2 separate regions of the Homo sapiens genome follow, and region 1 is linked to region 2. A link is a loop called in an ENCODE intact Hi-C map of the cell type or tissue named here. Cell type or tissue: IMR-90. All regions are shown on one strand. Each heading gives the region's core, and the rest is flanking DNA. Links, peaks and the distances in the headings are about the cores only. Region 1 overlaps AMMECR1 (AMMECR nuclear protein 1). Region 2 holds the start of GNG5B (G protein subunit gamma 5B).

What was found. Peaks named below come from ENCODE experiments on the same cell type or tissue, not always from the same donor. Only the 100,000 strongest peaks of a DNase experiment are listed, where the experiment ranks them.
Region 1: it touches region 2 in a loop (5-fold over the local background); 1 of 110 quality-filtered maps calls a loop at or near these places.

The regions. Positions count from the first base shown.
Region 1 is chrX:110,280,620-110,292,221 of GRCh38, reverse strand. All of the region lies in intron 1 of AMMECR1 (AMMECR nuclear protein 1), which reads left to right. Among named protein-coding and RNA genes, the nearest start is that of AMMECR1, 32 kb to the left of the region's middle. In IMR-90, for the core only: no CTCF peak of the experiment used is centred there; DNase peaks (open chromatin) are centred at 4,401, 5,901 and 7,841; H3K27ac peaks cover 2,856 bases.
Region 2 is chrX:110,336,164-110,347,765 of GRCh38, reverse strand. GNG5B (G protein subunit gamma 5B) reads left to right here and starts at 793. Exons shown (of 1, transcript NM_001396022.1): 1 at 793-1,312. The coding sequence starts at 857. The coding sequence ends at 1,063. It also overlaps a transcript of AMMECR1 not described here. RefSeq lists enhancers at 6,102-6,161, 6,172-6,321. In IMR-90, for the core only: no CTCF peak of the experiment used is centred there; a DNase peak (open chromatin) is centred at 6,175; H3K27ac peaks cover 842 bases.

The DNA of each region.
Region 1 (11,602 bases), core at 3,058-8,057, 55 kb after region 2:
TTGGAGATACTTCTGTATCAGCACACCTGCAACTTCCTGGTTCTTTTCTTTTTAAAAACTATTTATTTTGAAATAATTACAGGCTCACAAGAAGTTACAAAAATAGTGCAGCAAAATCCTGTGTACCCATCACTCAGCTTCCCACTGGTGATATATAATTATAGTGTATTATCAATACTAAAAAATTGATTGTCACAATGTAATCAACTAGACAGCAGTACCTGTTTCTTTTTAATGCCTACAAGACATTCCATTCTATGGGTGTTTTATTTAACCAGTCCTTTATTGCTGGGCATTAAAATTGTAGTATTGCTGGTATAGGGAAAGATAGGAGAAAATAAAGTCTGTGTATTCGGGGCCACTGCTGGCATTTACATTGCTTTTATGTGAATTAGAAAAGAGTTCCCTCTCTGGGTGGATGTAGTCCCATAGGCACATGGCTTGGGAAACTAGAATATAACCTAGATAAATGTTTTTAGCACCTCTGCATATATATCTCTTTGAACTTAAGTGGGAATACATATGCAGGATAATGGACTGTCATTTAAATTCTGCAATATAACATCAGTGTTCCAATGTGAAACTTCGAAGCTGTCCCTTTCAGATTTAGCATGTGCTCCCATCCTCCTACCTGTAACCGTCATCACCTCTCCCAAGTACCTTAGGTCTTGTATATTTTGTGTTATTATTATTATTAAGACAGAGTCTCACTCTGTCGCCCAGGCTGGAGTGCAATGGCACGATCTCTGCTCACTGCGACCTCTGCCTTCCAGTTTCAAGTGATTCTCCTGCCTCAGCCTCCTGAGTAGCTAGGACTACAGGTGCGCACCACCACGCCGGCTAATTTTTTAAAATACTTTTACTAGAGATGGGGTTTCACCATGTTGGCCAGGCTGGTCTTGAACTCCTGACCCCAAGTGATCTGCCCACCTCAGCCTCCCCATGTGTTGGGATTACCAGCATGAGCCACCACGCCCGGCTTGTATTTTCTATTATTTATGTACATGTCTACCTTACATTGGATAGTAAGCTTCTGTCTTCTTCTTTATATTTTCTGTCTTCATCTTTATATTTTCTTTCCCTTCTCTTCCCCACTCCACTATTATCAATCTACATAGAACATCATTTTTTATAAACGTGCTGAGTGAATTTTTGTTTAAAATTTTTCTTAAGGTGAGGAAGTTAAGAGCAGTGAATTTTTAAATCTGCCTCTCAATACTTCAAGAGGTGTCATGAAATTTTTAAACCAAAATTATTTTCAATTAAAGTACCCACACACTCCACACTCATAGGAGAGAAAAAGAGTGTGTTATTAAGTCAACCAACTCATAATGGGGTGCTACAGTTTCAAAAACATTAATAAGCATTGTAGTATTGAAGAAAACGGGGTAGTAGAACTTGTGACATTGCAAGCAGGGAAGTATTTTATATGTATTGTACACTCATGTTCAATAAGTAGAATTCTGAGAAGTTGCATAAGTCTTGTGCCCTAAAAATTCCTGATTTCATCAGATCTTAACTTCTGTATGCCATTGATTTAGGAGGGAAATTGTCCATTTTTAACACTGGCCTTTTCATTACTGTTAAGCACCAGAAATATTTTATAAAATTTTAATAATATTAAATATTTCATTAAAACTTACATCATTGGACTCATATGTGGTACATATCAGGACTGCTACAAACACACAAGAATGGAAATGTACTTTTTAAAAAAAATGTGTTTTCTATTACATAGACGTTATACTAGCAATGTAACTAAAATTAGCAGAGTAATCATACAGCCTAATCAGCACATAAATCTTATACAAGTGACAAGTTAAAATAGATAATAGTAGTTGCAAAAGTAGCTTGAGATCAATATCGGGTGGTTATGTTTGCTTGTATATACTATTTAAGGAGGTAAGCATTGGGGAAGTTGGGCTGAATAAAACGGGGGAGGCAAGGGTGAGAAATGCTCTTTAGATCTAATGTTCACAGTGGATCATCAAGTGAGAATTGCTTTGCTAGCAACACATAAATATTTTTTCATTATAGGGGATGACTGTTACTGGGAAAGCATTGGAGTAAATATTTGTTTTCCTTGATTATTTGCTGTAAATAATTTTTTGTAACCAAATCAACAAAGTACTGTGAGTTCACTATAGGATATTACATTGTAATATAGAAGTTCCTGTTTTCCTGATGTTAACTATAATGGGTTTCTACCTGTATTCCAGGAAATAGAGCAAGTTGGGTTGATTCCAGTATGTTTTATTTTTCAGCTTCAGTGCTAAAATCAGATTGTGTGCAACTCTGAATCATGGTTCTATAAATTCTTGGCTATACTAAGTAAATTACAGTATATCTTCCAGTACAATTATAAGAATGCTGTAACATGCAGGATGTTTTCTTGAGCGTTTTCATGATTAAAGATTAATTTCTTCCTGAATTTGGCTTGATAGATTTGTATTGAAGAGCACTGTCAACTACCATTTGAGTGCCATCTGTGTATTTGACAGTATACTGTGGACTAATAGGAATTTAACGAATAAAATAGTGCATTTTTGGTTTGGCAGGATTTCTTACAGAGATAAATAGGCTGGGCACATTTGCCTTGTAGGTATGTGTGTTTATGTACATATATGTTTCATATCAACGTTGGCCTGTAAACTTCCAGTATAAATAGAATAATTTACCAACTTGTTCTTCCACTGGGACATAATGTAAGTAAACTATCTTTTCTAGCTAACTAAGCAGGTGGCTATTTCTATGACTAGTATGTTTCAAATTTTAATATACATTGATGTAATTAAATTTTGTGTGTGTCTATGAGTATAATCATCTCTCATTATCTCTGCTTCTGTGGGGGATCCTAATGTAAATAGTGTAAAATAGTAATATCCTTGCCTCCTTTTCTTGACTTTTTCCCTCATTCTGTGAACTGGCTTTATGTGCCTTCTGTACCTTGCTCCAGTGCCTTAAGTGGTCAGAAGTGGGTGACTAAAAGAGGTAGAAATTGCCACATGTGGATAATGGGGAGTTGGGTATTTATGATAATACATGGGAATGAGGGAGACATATTAATAATTTTGAAGTTAATGGACTTATTTGTTGAGGGAAGGATTCATGGACAGTTTTGAATTATGTTTCAAATATGGATTTAGAATTTTATTTAGGGGGAGAGGACTAGACATTCTAGTCAGTGAGGATCATAAACAGAGCTGAGTAAGTAGTTTTGTTTAGAGAGCTGTTGGGAAATAAGTATATTTGAGAATTCTTGAATCAAGAGAGAGAAGAGTGGAGTGGCTTAAAATTAAAGCATCTGTTTATTCATTTTGACTTGATTTTCTAACCTATGTGGGAATGCTGTAGAAGTTATATGGTTGAATAAGTGAGGGATTAGACACATTTAAATCAGAGTCATTATTGAAGAAAATATCAGAATAGTTTAGTCCAGGGTGGACTCTAGTCTACATAAGAATTAGCTGTGAGATTAGATTTGTGAGGAAAGAATAAGTACAAACAATAGTACAGGAAAGAAATGGTATAGTTTGGCATTTAACTGAATAATGTGGGTGGTGATCTAGAGGCTCATGTTAGGCTAGCATTGTTTATCCAAAAAGAAGGGCTGTACCATTTCTAATGAATTTGGAGAGCTCTGTCAGCCATACATTGATGAAGCCCTGCAGTAATGTCTATGATTTTGCTTGCAGTTATACTTTGAAGATCTCCAGTATTCTGTCAGTTTCTGAGAGCGCACAATCTGACTCTTGAAATTCTGGTAGAGCTTGTGAGGAGAAATCAAGAGAAATTGCTGAGAACCTATTATGTGGTGTGCATCCTTCTGGATGTTTTACATACCTGCTTTGCTTCCCTGTTTCTCTACCAAATCAAATCTTCTGTAAAGATATATGAGGGTGGGTAGGTGAATGGGCATCGTGCTGAGGGAGAACTCTCCACTCTTCAAAGTTTTTGCCACCTAAAAAATGCCAAAAGCCATGGTGCTACTTCAGCTCTTTGTGAGATTTCTAGCCTGCCTTCTTCCTTTACTCTTTTTGATTTATGCTATCTGATGGCTCCAAGTCACAGATACTGAGCTAAAGTCCTTTCTGCAGTCATGGTCCTCTTTCTTGCTTCCCTGAACTACCAAACTGGCTAAGTGTCTCTCCTTTGTGTCCCATAATTCCTCATTCATAGCTATTTTCTTATCATTTACTGCTGTATATTAAATTCTATTCATGTATTTCTCTCCTTCACTTATTAGAGTATAAGCTCCTGAAGAGTGAGGATGGTCTTTTTCCTTTCTTATCCCAAGTGCATGGCAAAAATAGTAGAGAAGGTGCTTAATAATGGTTTCTTGTACTAAGTTGACCCCATCAACTGCAGTTTGGCTTCTCATCTTGTTTATCCTTGTGGGATGGCCTTGTACACTGTCTAAACCATTCTCTCTATTGCGAAAGAATGGGGCAAGGAAACTTCTTAGCTTTCTTTTTAGTCTCTTTTATTCCAGCCACTCTATGCTTTGAATACCTAGTTTTGACTTGCTTCCCGGTAACAGACTAAGTCTTTCAGGGGTATGGTATTCACAACTCTACCCTGTACTAGACAGTGTCATGTAGACTAGTAACTTGGAAGATTAAGGTATAAGAAATTGTTGAGGTCGGGTATTCTGAGCATCAGTATACACACTGATTTCTTCCCCAGAATGGTGATACTCAGGAAACCAGGGAGCCCCTGGTTACATAAGGAAGTGTGAACTGCTGCAGATAGAAATTGGAACAAGACATCCTCATTACTGTAACTCTGAGGTCTAATAGATGTCCTCCCTACAACTACAACAAGGTGGTCTGTGTTTTCCAGGATTGGAGAAGAAACCAAAACAATTTGACAGTTTTTGTCAACTAGGTCTGGAGGCACTTCCCTGAAGTAAAAAGATCATCTGATTCAACGACTCCTCCTCAGTCTCAGTCACATTAGGTGACTACACCAGTTAGTGTGTCTCTGCATTTTGGTTCTATTTGAGAAAAATGTTTCTGTATGGAAAGGTAACACAATAGTAAGAGATAGTTTATCCTTCATCCCCTCTTTTGACACCCTACTCTTGAATTCTGATAGCTGGAGTTCTTTTTCTTAAACCCACTACCTTCACAAGAAGGCAAACTGTTTAAACTCACCTATCTCTCACATGATAGTAGCTGGTCTCATAATTGACAGAATCATTGGCAGTAAGACCATTATCTCTTTTAACCAGTGGTTGAAAATTCTACTTAGTTGTCTATTGGAGCTCAAGAAACTATTAACTTATGAACGTAATTTAGTATTGAAGCACCTTGTGGGCCTCCTGGCTATCAAAGATAATCAGATACCCCAAAAGGACCCTTGAACTGGTATCAAAATTCAGTAGTAACTAATGTAGGATACTAGGGATTAGCCTCATGATTTTTTTTAACTAAGGTCTCCAGATGGCCAATGAATTTATGAAACCGGAAGGAGCTGGTGGAATGGGAGGACAGAGAAGATGACGTTAAGTAACTTTGCATACATGCTCTAATTTTTTTTTTTTTTTTTGAGACAGGGTCTCACTCTGCCACCCAGGCTGGAGGGCAGTGGCACAATCACAGCTCACTGCAGCCTCAACCTCCCAGGCTCAGGTGATCCTCCCACCTGAGCCTCCCAAGTACCTAGGACTACAGGCGCACAACACCATGCCTGGCTAATTTTTGTAAATTTTTTGTAGAGACGGGTTTTTGCTATGTTGCTCAGGGTGGTCTCAAACTCATGGGCTCAAGTGATCCGGCTGCCTGGGCCTCCCAAAGTGTTAGGATTACAGGAGTGAGCCATTACGCCCGGCCCATGCTCTAATTTTTTAATGGTCATGTGCCCATTGAGCATTCATCATTCAGGTGAGTCATAACTAGAGACTGTATAAGGGTATTGTGAAACTCTATGCAGTTCTTTAGTCATGCTGGGGTTGGGTTCTTTTAAAAACAGACCATTTCCAGATAGTAACCATATATTCTGGATTTCCAGGACAGCCCTGATTTCATTTTGTCCCATTGTGTCCATAAGTATACTTATGTTCGTTAGACGTTATGCCAGTTTTTGGCTTGGAAAATATGGACATCAGGCATATAAGGACTTCCTTCTTGCCAACTGAAAACAGTTCATCACAGCATAGCCTTGCTCTTTCAACCCTGCCATCCTAACTGCCAGCAGTCTCTGATTTTGCTCCCATCTTGTATCTCCCACACTTACTTTAACCCTTTGTGAGTTAATTTATCTCTTTTCTTTGGTGTCTCCTTGCCTCTGGAGTCCAGCAAATTGTGTATCCTTATACTCTCACAAAGCTACTTGTATCCTAGCATTTTGGTAATAGGATGTACTCTTTTGAAAAATGGGACACTTTCTTTTTTCCCAGGGTGCTCTTGGGGGTTGAAAACTGTTCTGTGAGATACTCATCTTCAGAGGCCTCCGAAAACACATTCAGTAAGAAGCAGTACTACTACTACTACCATGTATTGAGTGTTTACTATGTATGAGAAGTTGGGTAAAATATTTTTAAAATCTCATTTAATCCTAACCACCTGTGAGATTGGTAGTGTTCCCTTTTCACAGATAAGGAAATATACTTAGAGAGTTTGAGTTTTTCAAGATTCTGCATTTGGAAATCCTTGCTACATTCCAATAAGATATTAGTTGTGTACATACCAGGCTTAGAATTGTGGATGAACTACCAATGACTCCAACCCCATTATAGAAGAAATTTCACCTTTTTACTTGGTACCACCAGGAAATAAGTATTTCTATACTCTTGGTAGATGAATTTTTATACATTCTTCTTGTATACCACTGGTCCTCAAACTTGAGAATGCATGAAAACCACCTGAAGGGCTTGTTACTCCCAGTTTCTGATTCAGTAAGTGTGAGAATTAAGTGTGTAAAATTAAACTTGAGACTTAATTTCTAGTAAGTTCCCAGTGATGCCAACGTTGCTGGTCCAGGGACCACACTTTGAGTCATTGTTACATACTAATTATTTTTTATTCAGCAAATCATTATTCAGTACTTATGGTGTTCTAGGCACCGTTCTAAGCACTGTGGATATAATAATGAAAAGGTTAGGCAGGGTCTTTGTTTTCATAAAGCTTATAGTCTAGTGGGACAGATGACTAATTTTATTGGGATAAGTGAACAGGGATTGCCATAGAGAACAACAGAGTTGCTATCCTCTACTTTAGATGGGTTGAGAACCCTGTCTAAAGGATGGTAGTTGGGTCTCTTTGAGGAGGTGATAGTCTAAGACCTAAAGGATATGAAGAGCTCATATGGCTTTCACGCTTGAATTTTCTTAGCTCCAACTTCTGTTGCCATCACTGGTGATGACTACCTTGGGAGAACTCCATGAATTTCAGACTGACCCCTGTGTAATTCATTCTTTGGTACTTTGTGTGGCCTTGGCCAAGCTTGACTGAATAGTTCCTTTAAGATTGTTTACCCCCTCTCCACCCCAACCTTCCCCCACCATCCAGTATAGATACAGAAGTCAGAGGAATTTTAAGAGTGGGCTAATTTTGTCTTCTGGCTTCACCTAGATCACATTCTTTGGTATATGATGGCTTGAGAAGAATATATGCTAAGGAATTGTGCCTGTGAACCTGCCATTCATGGCCACTGCCCTTACCTTATAACTATCAATGATACCTTAAGATTCTGTCTTAATTGCCAGTTTGCAAATTTGCCTCAAAAGGGGAGACAGTGTGGGAATCTCCACAACTCCTTAGCTACCCTGATGTTAGGTTTCTCTAGGGAAGATTTCTAGATTCATGCAGTCTAAGAAGGTGTTGTCAGAGCAACACAAAACCAAACTTCCCTTCCAGTTGTGGTGACTAAAGCTGGAAAAATTCTAGATATTCGAAGGAGACTTTCTACGGAACTATCATGATTTCTTGCCTTCAGAGTTTTAGTTCTGAAGTTTGATGCCTTACTCTTTTTTTCCCCCCTCTGGTTCTGTCCTACCATGACTTAACCAGCTTTTCCTTTGAATCCCTCCTGCCTCTGGAGCCATTTCCTTGCTGTCTAGTTTCATTTTATTTTTTATTTTTATTTTTATTTTTGAGACAGAGTCTCACTCTGTCACCCAGGCTGGAGTGCAGTGGCAAGATCTCAGCTCACCGCAACCGCCGCCTCCTGGGTTCATGCGATTGATTCTCCTGCCTCAGCCTCCTGAGTAGCTGGGATTACAGGCCTGTGCCACCACGCCCAGCTAATTTTTGTATTTTTAGTAGAGATGGGGTTTCACCATGTTGGTCAGGCTGGTCTCAAACTCCTGACTTCAAGTGATCCACCCTCCTCGGCCTCCCAAAGTATTGGGATTACAGGTGTGAGCCACTGCACCCAGCCTCATTTTATTTTAATTAAATATTTTCTCTGGTATTCTGTTCCTTTGGAGGAAAAGAGACCCTTACCAGGTGCTACGGTATGAATATTTGTGACCTCCCACCAGATTTATATGTTGAATTCTAATCTCCAAGATGATGCTATTAGGAGGTGGGGTTATTTGGGAGGTGATTAGATCACAAAGGTGGGGCCCTCATGAATGGGATTGGTGCCCTTTTATAAAAGAGGCCCAAGGGAGCTCATTCATCCTTCCCACTGTGTGAGACACAGCAAGATGTTGTTGTTTATGAGGAATGGGCCCGCATCAGACACTGAGTCTGCTGGCTCCTTAATCTTGGACTTCCTGGCCTCCAGAACTATGAGAAATAAATTTGTTATTTGTGAGCTACCCATTTTATGGTATTGTAAATAGTCCAAACAGACTAAGACAACAGATATTTCTCTAGGTATTTTCAGGCAGAGCATTTCACTTGGCCTAGGTGTATGTATTTTTGGATAGCAGACTTCCTTAGTCTTCTCTCAATAAATTCCTGAACCAGAGAAGGGGAATATGAGTAATTGACTTTTCTGGTTGCCAAAGATGTCTTTAGTTTACATGAAAAATGTTTTGAACAGTTATCCAGTGCATGCTTAAATGGGCTGTCTCTTATAACACATCTGCACATACAGGCCAGATTTAACTACCTTACCCAGATTGAAAATTTCCTTTTCCTTGTGGACTCAGAAGTTTCTTCCTGCTAGTCTGGTTCCTGATGGTATACAGTGGATAAACATTTTTTTTTTGTTAACCCATATATCAACCATAAGAATGACTGAAATAAAAAAGGAAATGGTGTGCCAGCTCACTCATAGCTGGAGATGATAAACCTTTTCTGTTGCTTTAGAGCCAGATATCCTTGGTTGGTAGTGTCATGTCTGCTCCATATTAACAGTGTCTTGGGCAAGTAAACCAATCTTGCCGAGAAGAAGAAAATGCATATGAAAGCACCTAATAGTACTTAATTCATAATATCATAATATGCTCTCACTGAATGTTAATGCTTGCTTTCCTCCTTGATGTTCTTAAAGCCCTGAAACACTTGATTGAGCAAGGCATAATCTCTCATGGTGTACCCCATCAGCACCATAATCTTACATTTTCCAGATATGGAATCCGTTTAAGAACTACCTGCTTAATTATATTTATTATAAAAATGATAATCTCAGAGTATCCCTACTTCTTCAAGGTATCCAAGAAAGGAAATTAACAATTTTGGGCGTCTACCTAGTAGAGGTCTCATTGACCCAAAATGATGATAGCATTAATAATTATACCTTTATTGACAGAATTATAATACTTAGCAGTTTCCAGGAACTTTTTAATGGATAGCGTCCTTGGATTCCTGTAGCAGTTCATCAAGTAGGCAGTCCCCATCTTGCATATCTGTGTCCAAGGATGAAGGGAATAGGATGATTCCTTCATGGTCTTTTGACTGATGGATAGTGGAGCTGAGCTTTGGGCCTAAGTCTTCTGACACCCCTCCTTTCCCTGCCCTATTCCAGCACTTTTATCCAACTATGCCACATTTTTTTTTTTAATCTGAGGTTCTGGTACATGATTTCTCAAATTACTAGAATTCTAAGACAAAATGTTTCTTAGGTTTCACCTCATTTTATCTCTGAGATGTTTATGTTCCTAAGAGATAGTTCTTACGTGTGGGAGTTTTAAACTCTACCTAGAGGTCAGAGAAAGCTGTTTATGCCTTTGATGTAAATTTTGTGCACCATACTTAGACTATACTACACATTCCAAAACAGTATTTCTTGGGCCTAGACTTGTAACAAAACTCTCTAGTGTGATGTATTCTCATTCACTCTTTTATATTAACCTATTTTATTCTTTCAGCAAACATATTTAGCCCTTACTATGTGTCAGGGGATAGGAATAGGACCGTGCAAAAAGACAACCTCTGTTTTCTTGGAGCTTACGCTGTAGTGGATAGGAAATAAGCAAATGGGTAGTGATGTGTACTGTGAAGAAAAATAAAGCACTTTTAAATTTTCGCCCAAGCCATGAGATTACTAAATTGTGGTATCTATCAGTGACCCCTTGTAGACCTTATAGACCTTCTAAAAAGTTAGTTATTGAGAAGATGGCCCAGGAAAGGAACATTGTCTCTGACATCCCTGTGCAGTTTCTACCTTCTTTTCCATTATTTGAACTAAGATCTTGCTTTCTTGTATGGTTGTGAGCAACCCTGATCGAGTGGAGTGTAAGGGCATGGCCAAACAAAGACAGATTGGAGAGGAAGCCTGTTAGGAATAAAGCACCTTCGGAGAAACAGTCTCACAACAAATACTGTTAGAGTTGTATTTGTCATTTATCCTTTAAATGTAATGTGTTGCCTTATAGAGTGTCACATCAAGAACACTGAAAAGAGATGTATTTCAAAATATGTATTTAGCTATACAATGGTTAACAAAACACAGCATAAAAAGCAGCCTCCTTAAATGCTTCTAGTTTTATGGTGTACTACTGTAGAATGAGTTCTTTTTGACTGAAGTGTTTTAAAAGTTTTGAAGAACCAGGGAGTCTGCAAGTTGGAAAGAAGCCATTCTTACCATGAGGCAAATATACTTGAGTTTAATTTTTAAACTATAACTGCTGTTTGACCTTAAATTAAGACAGTCTGTTTTCATTGTGGTGTTTTACTGGTTTAACAATGAGAACATTTAAAGCAGCTGCCACCAATTAAAATGATTCATAAGTGCTGGTTGTAAATAAATATTCTTGAAATTTTAACTCAGTGAAGTCAGTCTTTTTAGTGGCACTTTCTTTCTGGAAAGCAATTTGGTAAAATGCATCAAGAGCTATAAAAATGTTCATACACTTTGATCTGGTAATTCAGTTTCTTAAATATCCTTAGAAAATAAAACTGAGATCTTGATAAACTTTAATAAATAAAGATGTCCCTCACAGTTTATCAAGGAAATAGTTGCCTAAATTATGGTCTACCTATATGATGTACCATGGGGCCATTAAAATATTTTTGAAGAGTATTAACCATATAGGAAAATGTTTATGCAATTCAGTTGAAAAACAAAACTATACAAAACCATACAGTATGATCCTAAAAATGTGAAAATATTTCCATAGAAAGAGTGTCAGGAAACATTATACATTTTCATTTTCTTTGGGTAGTGAGATTGTGTATGATATTTATTTTCTCCTTTCTACTTTTCT
Region 2 (11,602 bases), core at 3,545-8,544:
AAGTACAGGGCCCTAACTCCCACAGAATTTTTGTTACAAGCAGCTCTGACAGCACACAGAACTGTTGTAAGATACTTTGTGAGAAAGCTTTGTCAGTGGTAATGCCTGCTTTAATAACATCTGGAAACAGCTGTTTTTCTCCAAAAGACAGCAATATGTCTAAGCCTGCCAAATACAGATAATAAGGTGCTTACCTATCATTAACAAAATTATGCTTTCCTTATTGACAGAAAAGATCTGTTCACATTGTGAGAAGAATACATTACAGAATTAGCGAAGAACTAACAATTGAAAAGCATCACACAGATGGCTGCCAAGATGGGCTGCTTCCCAGCCCAAAATCTGCAACCCTCTAAGGTGGCTACAATTATCCTGAGGTTCACCATGAGTTTTTTTGAAAATATCTCAAAACAAAATTATACATGAGGCACTTTAATTAAAAATATATATGCCATACAGCATTTCGAAGAAAGGGGAAAGATGGCATGAAAGCAAGCTAACAATAGCAGGGCATTATAAACTTCCACAAGGTTGGGAGCCAACAATAGTAAGATTCAGTGGCAGTTTTTATGAATTCAGAGCATTGTGCCAAGGCACATTGTCAAAATGTCTGAAAATTTATTTTAATGTCAGCAACAAAATTATTCATTCATTGAAGAAATATTTACTGAGGGAATACTATATGTCAGGTACCAATACACACATTGCCTGCTATAAAGTTTGTATCATCAATGTATAGGAATGCTGGTATTCCTGAGCCCTTCTAATAGCATCTTAAAAATGATATTTAGCGGCCCCGCCGACCCACGGCCCACGACCCACCGACCCACGAATCGGCCCGGCCCCCGCGTTCACCATGTCTGGCTTCTCCAGCGTCGCCGCTACGAAGAAAGTGGTTCAACAGCTCCAGCTGGAGGCCGGGCTCAACAGCGTAAAAGTTTCCCAGGCAGCTGCAGACTTGAAACAATTCTGTCTGCAGAATGCTCAACATGACCCTCTGCTGACTGGAGTATCTTCAAGTACAAATCCCTTCAGACCCCAGAAAGTCTGTTCCTTTTTGTAGTACAATGAATCTTTCAAAGGTTTCCCAAACCACTTCTTATGATCCAGTGAATATTCAAGAGAGATACATTTGAAGCCTGTACAAAAGCTTATCCCTGTAACACATGTGCTGTAATATACAAAATTCTACTTTTGTCTGTCCTTAACATCTACCTCTGAATTTTTATGAATTTCTACTTCACAAGGGTAATTGTTTTATATACATTGGCAGCAGCATACAATAAAACTTAGTGTGCAAGTTTTAAAAAATGATATTTAGCAATATCATATTAGTGAAAACTAGTAACTTATTGTGGTTTATTATTTCTTTGAATACTAGTGATATTTGACACTTTTTCATATGTTTATTGATTATATGACCATTTGTAGTTCCTTTTTGAATAATCTACTCATAGCCTATGTCCACTTTTTTTTGACTCATCCATGTTTCTGTTTATATACAGGATAACAAATTCAGGAACAATGGGAAAGTAACATATAAAAATTTAATAGGAAATACAATAGAGATTATAAAACACTACCATTTGATTTTTTATGCAAATACTTCAATATTCCAATTTTTTCTCACTTGCTAAATAAAGCACACAACTTGAAATGCTAAATAATTGTGTTACTGTAAATCTTTTAAAGAATAAAATGTTGGTGAAAAACCAAAATTGCTTAGTAAGGTATGTATGACCTTGTTTATTATCTATCATAGACATCAAGATGATCATAGTTAATACCAACTTAAGCTTTACAGAATACTGTTTTAGGCCCAATATTGATATAATAAATGAAGGTATCAGAGAACCTTGTATTTATGGCATCAGGTTATAAAGATCTATTCAAAACCATTTTTGTCAAAATTTAAACTCTGGAACAAAAGTCAAATTGTTTCTAAATGAGACACAAAATAATTATTGCTAATAGTACAAATTTTGTCCTATGGGTAATACTATTGTATTTTTCTTTTTAAAAAAATTATTTCAATTTTTATTTTTGATTCAGGGAACACATGGGCAGGCTTGTTAGCTGGGTATACTGTGTGATGCTGAGGTTTGGGGTATGGATGATCCCGTCACCCAGGTAGTGAGCAGAGTACCCAGTAGGTAGTTTTACAGCTCTTGGTCCACACCCTCCCTCTGCAGTGTCTGTTGTTCCCATGTGTCCTCAGGTATTACTATTTTCAAGTTTTTTTCTTTTTATATATATATATATATTTTTTTTATTACACTTTAAGTTCTAGGGTACATGTGCACAACGTGCAGGTTTGTTACATATGTATACATGTGCCATGTTGGTGTGCTGCACCCATGAACTCATCATTTACATTAGGTATATCTCCTAATGCTATCCCTCTCCCCTCCCCCAACCCCACAACAGGCCCCGGTGTGTGATGTTCCCCTTCCTGTGTCCAAGTGTTCTCATTGTTCAATTCCCACCTATGAGTGAGAACATGCGGTGTTTGGTTTTTTGTCCTTGTGATAGTTTGCTGAGAATGATGGTTTCCAGCTTCATCCATGTGCCTACAAAGGACATAAACTCATCATTTTTTATGGCTGCATAGTATTCCATGGTGTATATGTGCCACATTTTCTTAATCCAGTCTATCATTGTTGGACATTTGTGTTGGTTCCAAGTCTTTGCTATTGTGAATAGTGCCACAATAAACATACATGTGCATGTGTCTTTATAGCAGCATGATTTATAATCCTTTGGATATATACCCAGTAATGGGATGGCTGGGTCAAATGGTATCTCTAGTTCTAGATCCCTGAGGAATTGCCACAGTGTCTTCCACAATGGCTGAACTAGTTTACAGTCCCACCAACAGTGTAAAAGCATTCCTATTTCTCCACATCCTCTCCAGCACCTGTTGTTTCCTGACTTTTTAATGATCGCCATTCTAACTGGTGTGAGATGGTATCTCATTGTGGTTTTGATTTGCATTTCTCTGATGGCCAGTGATGATGAGCATTTTTTCATGTGTCTGTTGGCTGCATAAATGTCTTCTTTTGAGAAGTGTCTGTTCATATCCTTTGCCCACTTTTTGATGGGGTTGTTTGTTTTTTTCTTGTGAATTTGTTTGAGTTCATTGTAGATTCTGGATATTAGCCCTTTGTCAGATGGGTGGATTGCAAAAATTTTCTCCCATTCCATAGGTTGCCTGTTCACTCTGATGGTAGTTTCTTTTGCTGTGCAGAAGCTCTTTAGTTTAATTAGATCCCATTTGTCAATTTTGGCTTTTGTTGCCATTGCTTTTGGTGTTTTAGTCATGAAGTCCTTGCCCACGCCTATGTCCTGAATGGTGTTGCCTAGGTTTTCTTCTAGGGTTTTTATGGTTTTAGGTCTAACATGTAAGTCTTTAATCCATCTTGAATTAATTTTTGTATAAGGTGTAAGGAAAGGATCCAATTTCAGCTTTCTACATATGGCTAGCCAGTTTTCCCAGCACCATTTGTTAAATACGGAATCCTTTCCCCATTTCTTGTTTTTGTCAGGTTTGTCAAAGACCAGATGGTTGTGGATGTGTGGTATTATTTCTGAGGGCTCTGTTGTGTTCCATTGGTCTGTATCTCTGTTTTGGTACCAGTACCATGCTGTTTTGGTTACTGTAGCCTTGTAGTATAGTTTGAAGTCAGGTAGCGTGATGCCTCCAGCTTTGTTCTTTTGGCTTAGGATTGATTTGGCAATGCGGGCTCTTTTTTGGTTCCATATGAACTTTAAAGTAGTTTTTTCCAATTCTGTGAAGAAAGTCATTGGTAGCTTGATGGGGATGGCATCGAATCTATAGATTACCTTGGGCAGTATGGCCATTTTCATGATATTGATTCTTCCTACCCATGAGCATGGAATGTTCTTCCATTTGTTTGTGTCCTCTTTTATTTCATTGAGCAGTGGTTTGTAGTTCTCCTTGAAGAGGTCCTTCACATCCCTTGTAAGTTGGATTCCTAGGTATTTTATTCTCTTTGAAGCAATTGTGAATGGGAGTTCACTCATGATTTGGCTTTCTGCTTGTCTGTTATTGGTGTGTAAGAATGCTTGTGATCTTTGCACATTGATTTTGTATCCTGAGACTTTCCTGAATTTGCTTATCAGCTTAAGGAGATTTGGGGCTGAGACAATGGGGTTTTCTAGATATACAGTCATGTCATCTGCAAACAGGGACAATTTGACTTCCTCTTTTCCTAATTGAATACCCTTTATTTCTTTCTCCTGCCTGATTGCCCTGGCCAGAACTTCCAACACTGTGTTGAATAGGAGTGGTGAGAGAGGGCATCCCTGTCTTGTGCCAGTTTTCAAAGGGAATGCTTCCAGTTTTTGCCCATTCAGTATTATATTGGCTGTGGGTTTGTCATAAATAGCTCTTATTATTTTGAGATACGTCCCATCCATACCTAATTTATTGAGAGTTTTTAGCATGACGGGCTGTTGAATTTTGTCGAAGGCCTTTTCTGCATCTATTGAGATAATCATGTGGTTTTTGTCTTTGGTTCTGTTTATATGCTGGATTACATTTATTGATTTGCGTATGTTGAACCATCCTTGCATCCCAGGGATGAAGCCCACTTGATCATGGTGGATAAGCTTTTTGATGTGGTGCTGGATTCAGTTTGCCAGTGTTTTATTGAGGATTTTTGCATCAGTGTTCATCAGGGATATTGGTCTAAAATTCTCTTTTTTTGTTGTGTCTCTGCCAGGCTTTGGTATCAGGATGATTCTGGCCTCATAAAACGAGTTAGAGAGGATTCCCTCATTTTCTATTGATTGGAATAGTTTCAGAAGGAATGGTACCAGCTCCTCCTTGTACCCCTGGTAGAATTCAGCTGTGAATCCTTCTGGTCCTGGACTTTTTTTGGTTGGTTCAAGTTTTTTTCTTTACATGAAACTACTGAAAGCAAAAGTATGTCATGCTTACAGGTTACTCTATGCATTTATCATTCTATTAATAAATGTCTTAAGTAATTAAGTAGTATATTAAGGCCATAAACCAAGTCATTATCTCATAGCAAAGGACTATTGTTATTCAATCATCTAGAAAATGCATTTTAGGCCAAGTGCAGTGGCTCATGCCTGTAATCCCAGCACTTTGGGAGGCCAAGGCAAGCAGATCATGAAGTCAGGAGTTTGAGACCATCCTGACCAACATGGTGAAACCCCGTCTCTACTAAAAATACAAAAATTAGCCAGGCGTGGTGGCGTGTGCCTGTAATCCCAGCTACTCAGGAGGCTGAGGCAGGAGAATCACTTGAACCCAGGAGGCGGAGGGTGCAGTGAGCTGAGATTGCGGCCACTGCACTCCAGCCTGGGTGACAGAGTGAGACTCTGTCTCAAAAAAAAAAGAATATTCATTTTAATGTATGCCCACTTTTTTAATGGTCTTTTAGTTATTGATTCTAAAAGGCTCTTTATACATTACTTTGTCATCTGTCTGACATTATTACCCCCAGTGGATGCCTGAAATGGCAAATAGTACTGTACCTTGTATACACTATGTTTTTTCCCATACATACATATCTATGATAAAGTTTAATTTATAAATTAGGCAATATAGAGATTAATAACAATAGAACAATTATAGCAATATACTTTAATAAAAGTTTTTTTTATTTACTAAATTGAGAATATTTAGCTTTTATTTTTTTTTCTGTTTTTTAAAAATGAGACAGGGTCTCACTCTGTCACCCAGGCTGGAACGCAGTGGCACGATCTCAGCTCACTGCAGCCTCGACCTCCCAGGCTCAAGCAATCCTCCCACCTCAGCCCCCCAAGCCTCTTGGACTACAGGCCTGTGCCACTATGCCTAATTTTTGTATTTTTTGTAGAGACAAGGTTTCACCATGTGGCCTAGGCTGGTCTCAAACTCATGAACTCAAGCTATCCACCTGCCTCGTCCTCCCAGTGTTGGGATTACAGGCGTGAGCCACCGAGCCTGGCCTACATTTTCATTGAAAGGAAGCACTTTACAGCTTTTCTTTGGCATATCCGAATTTCCAGCCTCACTACTCTTGCAGTCTGGGGAACTTATAAAGTAAAATAAGAGTTACTTGAACACAAGCACTGTGATACCACAACAGTCGATCTGATAACTGAGATGGCTACTAAGTGACTAATGGGTGAGTAGTTTAGACTGCGTGGTTACCCTGACAAAGGGAAGATTCATGTCTCAGGGGACAGAGCAGGATGGTGCAAGATTTCATCACCCTACTTAAAATCGTCCATAATTTAAAACTTATGAATTGTTTATTTCTGAAATTTTCCATTTAATATTTTTGGACCACAGTTGGCTGTGGGTAATTGAAACCACTGAAAGTGAAACCATGTATAAAGGGGGATTACTATATATTTGAGTAAGAGCTTCTAGAGACTGCTAAATTTGCTCCGTAACTATCAGAGTGGAAGTCAGCTAATGCTGTCAAATATTTTTATAAGGCCTATGAGTATTCTGGAATTATTTTGATGCTGTTCACTTCTCCTATTTCTGTATTAAATCTAATTTTATGTACACAAAACCAGATTATGTTACAGTCAAACAGATTCCAGGAATGTTCCACAAACAATATTGTTCAGTAGTCAATAGAGGACAAATTGGACTATAATCTTGCCAGTGACTTAAAACAAAGTGAAACAAAACATAAAAAACTAAAACATGTTACTATAGTTGCTGCCATCAACTTCCTCATCATTTTTGAAGTTGGTATTAATAGTAGCATCTTTGGAATATTTCAGCACTTTTTCAGTACTACATTTATGTAGAAAGGTCTGTGCTGGCATTTAAGCCAAACTCTATCACCCTGTTTTAAAAAGTCTTAGCAGGCATACACAATTACATCTTGGAGCCTTATGGATATGACAGTAATATTGACCTTTTCACAAGAAATGGCAGAAGCTAGTTTGAGGCAAAATCAGTGCTGCTCAGAAACTTGTGCCATCATCCTTGATGACAGATAAGTATTAAAATCTCCATTGAATTATTTTCTTTCTGTGATTCAGAGTCAATAAACAATTGCTGAATGCCTAATATGTGCCAGATGCTTTTCCATACAACCTTTTCCAGTCCTCACCACCCATCTATAACATAGGTATCTTCATTTCCATATGAGGAAATTGTAACTCAGAGAGGTTATATGATTTGTTCATGGTCACACTAGTAACTATTAAGTGGCAGAGATGGGACCTGAAGCCAGATTTTCCAGTTCTAAAAATCTAGCATTCTTTTGATTGTACCACAGTTGCCCTCCTCAGCAAGACTGGATGAGACAATGTGGATGCCCCAGGCAGGCTTATGTTCTGGTGCCTCTTCACCTGCATATATTTAAAATATTTGGTCAACATTTACTTAATGAGAGTAGGGAGAGACTGAGTTTCTATTTTAAATAGTGTATGTCTTTTTTCCTTATGTTTGAAATAAAAAATTCACTACCTACACTTATAACAATAATAGCTATCATTTATTGAGTGTTTACCGTATGTCAGGAACTATGCTAACCACTTTACATGCGTTATCTCATTTAATCCTAGGAGGTGAGCACTGTTATCGTCATCATCGTCATCATCACCACCACCATCATCATCCCCATTTAATAGATGAGGCCCAAAGTTTAAGTCACTTAGCCAAGATCACACAGCTAGTAAGTAGTGGAGCCAGGATTTAATCTCTGGTAGGCTCACATCTGAGCCTATGAGCTTAACCAATATGTTGTGTGTGTGTGTGTGTGTGTGTGTGTGTGTGTGTGTGTGTGTGTGTATGTTTTGCCTTCAACTACAGCAAAAAATCCTAAATTGGCATTTTAAATTACTGATTTATTACTTTCATTTCTTTTGTTTGTTTTGTCACTCAAAACTAAATATAATGGCAGTAACTTACAGGGATATAATTATAAAATCAGATAACTTACAGGTATATAGTTATAAAATCACGTTCAGGCCAGGCGTGGTGGCTCACGCCTATAATCCCAGCACTTTGGGAAGCTGAGGTGTGCAGATCACCTGAGGTGGGGAGTTCGAGACCAGCCTGACCAATATGGAGAAACCCCGTCTCTATTAAAAATACAAAATTAGCCGGGCGTGGTGGCGCATGCCTGCAATCCCAGCTACTCGGGAGGCTGAGGCAGGAGAATCGCTTGAACCCAGGAGGCGGATGTTGTAGTGAGCCAAGATCGTGCTGTTGCACTCCAGCCTAGGCAACAAGAGCGAAACTCCTTCTCCAAAAAAATAATAATAATAAAAATAAAAATAAATAAATAAGTTAAATAAAATCACATTCAAAAGACCTTAGAATTTCTCCTTTTTTTGTTTTTTTTTTTTTTTTTTTTTTTTACAACAAACCATTTTCCACTTTTCTGTAGTTTTTATTTTGTCCTCAGTGTCCTTTTGCAATTCTCCAAACCAGGTAACTTTGGGGAAGGTATAGTAGAGGATTTAAAATTTAGATAAGGAAATGAACCCTTCATTCTTGATAAAGAGCATTGCAACATGCAGTATTTTGTTTCTCAATATCAGGTGATTGTGGAGAGTTGCCTACTTTCAGCAACTCCCATCTTGCTAATCTCACCGTTGGTGGCACACCCTTTAACTTGCACGCGCTTGTCACGAAAATAGAGTGGTTGGCACCAGTGAGGACTGGCTTGCTTTTGCTTTTAATTTTTTACTCAAAGGTCCCAGCCTCCTTAGGTGAAAGAAGTGGCCAATTTTCATTTCACCAATTACTTTAGGAAGTACTGGCAGAAACCCAAGGTATGCAGCACCATATTTATGTTTTATTCCAGGGATTTTTAAACATCCCTTTTAAATTGGCACCCCAGGCAGTTCCCTGGCTGACCCATTGCTTAATTCTCCTCTCTCTCAGGAAGGCTATGGAGGAATTGATGAATCTAATTAGGTATCCAGAACTAGAGAGTTGATGAAGAAGAAGGATATGGTTTGGATACATGTATATTGATTCAAATATTAAAGGACAATTTTCTATGAGTTTCAGCTGACCCTGGAGGGCATACAGATTCCAGAACAAAATCCATTGAGTGGATTTACCTCCCCTGCCATTTGTAAACAGGCGAAACCTGATTATAATGAATATCAGAGGGCAGCTGGAGCCTGCAGGTTGAATACTGATGTTACGGGCTGTGTAATTACTATGCAATTTTATTACCAGGCATTTCATATGTATAATTATAATGAGGTTTAGATAATTTAGAAAAACGGCTGATCATAAGCAATGTCAGGCCATCTACAATCTGAGCTTCACCTTTGTGTTAATTAAAGCAAAATCTTCAAGTAGAACTGGAAATGAAGGGTCACACCCAATGAAAGGTCTCTCCCACCCTGGCTTCTTGTCTGTCCACTCATTGTTTGTACTTCTGAGGAAAACTCAAAATTTCACTGCCTGGTACTTCTGTGTTTAAAGATCACTCTTCTTCCCTTCTCCATTCTTTGTGGGTACAAGTCTGTTTTAGGTCTTCTTTTTTCTCAAATGTCTTATTGTGTTAGAATACATGAAACATAAAATGTACCATCTTAACTTTTTAAATGTATAGTTCAGTGGTATTAAACACATCATCATGTTAAACAACCATCACCACCATCCATCTCCATAACCCTTTTCATCTTGTACAACTGAAACTCTGTAGCCATTAAACAATGACTCCCCATTCTTGCCTTCCCTCAGTCCCTGGCAATCACTGTTCTGTTTTCTGTCTCTATGATTTTGACTATTCTAAGTACCTCATATAGGTAGAATCATACAGTATTTGTCTTTTTGTGACTGGCTTATTTCACTTAGCATAATGTCCTCAAGGTTCACCCATGCTGTAGCATATTGCAGAGTTTCCTTCTTTGTTAAGGCTGAATAATGTTTCATTGTATGTATATACCACATTTTGCTTATCCATTCATCTGTTGATAGACACTTGAGTTGCTTCCTGTTTTAGCTATTATGAATAATGCTGCTATGAAAATAAGTGTACAAATATCTCTTCAAGACACTGTTTTCAAGTCATTTGGGTATATACCCATGAGCAAAATTGAAGGATCATATAATTCTATTTTTTATTTTTTTGGGAACTGCCATACTGTTTCCCACAGTGGTTGAACCGTTTTACATTCCCACCAACTGTATACAAGAGTTCAATTTTCTCTACATCCTCACCAATACTCTTTATTTTCTGTTTATTTATAGTAGCCATCCTATGCTTTGGGTCTTAATAAGATGTCTCTGACTAGGATTGAGATTTTCAAATCAAGTGTAGAAAGTGGAGGCAGTTTTGTGTCTTTATACCTGAAAAAACAAACCCTCCTCCTTCAAATGCTGAAGAAAAATACAGTGATGACATTTTAGAATTTCAAATGAGAACAAATAGTCTAAAAACACAACAGAATATTTGAAATGGAAACTGCCCCAGAAAACTTGAATAATTAAAGCTATAATGTATTTTGAGCACCTACTATGTGACAGACACTAGGAAAAGTACTTCCCACATATATTATCTCATTTAATCCTTTCAATAACTCTTTTAAGAAATGGGTCCTAGAGTACCCATCTCTGCAGATGAGGAAACTAAGGTGTAGACAGGTTTAAACTACTTGCCCAAGGTCACATAGCAATTAAATGGCAGAGCTGGAATTCAAATCCAGGAATGACTAACTCTAGAGGCTTTTCACTTAACCACCAAGAGGACCTGCCATTTCCTTAGATGTTTACAGGCTCTAAAATAATTTCTTTGTGGAAGGAATTCAAAGGCAAGAGAGTCAAATCAATATTTCCATCTGTGTATAAAACCTACATGATTTTTGACATATCCAAGAATAACATAAATTACAGGAAGGGCATTTGGGCATTCTATCTCTCATTCCTGGGGGTGGCAGCCTTCCCTACCTCAGGTTCATCCCATAAGCCTATCCAGAGTCCATTCTTGGCCAACCAAATTGATCTCTGGAAAGTGACTTGGCATGGCTCTTCCTACATTAATTTCATCAAAGCAATAATAATCATGAAATCATGGGCTCCATATTAGATTTTTTTTTTTTGAGACGGAGTCTTGCTCTGTTGCCCAGGTGATCTGAGTTCACTGCAACCTCTGCCTCCTGGGATCAAGCAATTCTCCTGCCTCAGCCTCCTGAGTAGCTGGAACTACAGAAACATGCGACCACACCTGGCTAATTTTTTTTGTTTTTTTGTTTTGTTTTGTTTTGTTTTGTTTTTTTAGTAGAGACAGGGTTTCACCATGTTGGCGAGGCTGGCCTTGAACTCCTGATCTCAGATGATCCACTCACCTCGGCCTCCCAAACTGCTGGGATTACAGGCGTGAGCCACCACACCCAGTCGAGATGTTTTTTTAAAAAAATACACATCAAAATAAATAATGTTCATCTACGAGTACCTAAAATCATCTCATGTACCACCAGGGGTATATATACAGCATACGGAATAGCACGGATCTGGATGATCTCTAAGTGACTTTCTAACCTTGACATGCAATGAAACACCTAACCTCTAAAAATAGCTCAAAAAGGTTGAGACTGGTTTAGGCAGGATGGTAATTTGCCAATCCTTGCTCACTTT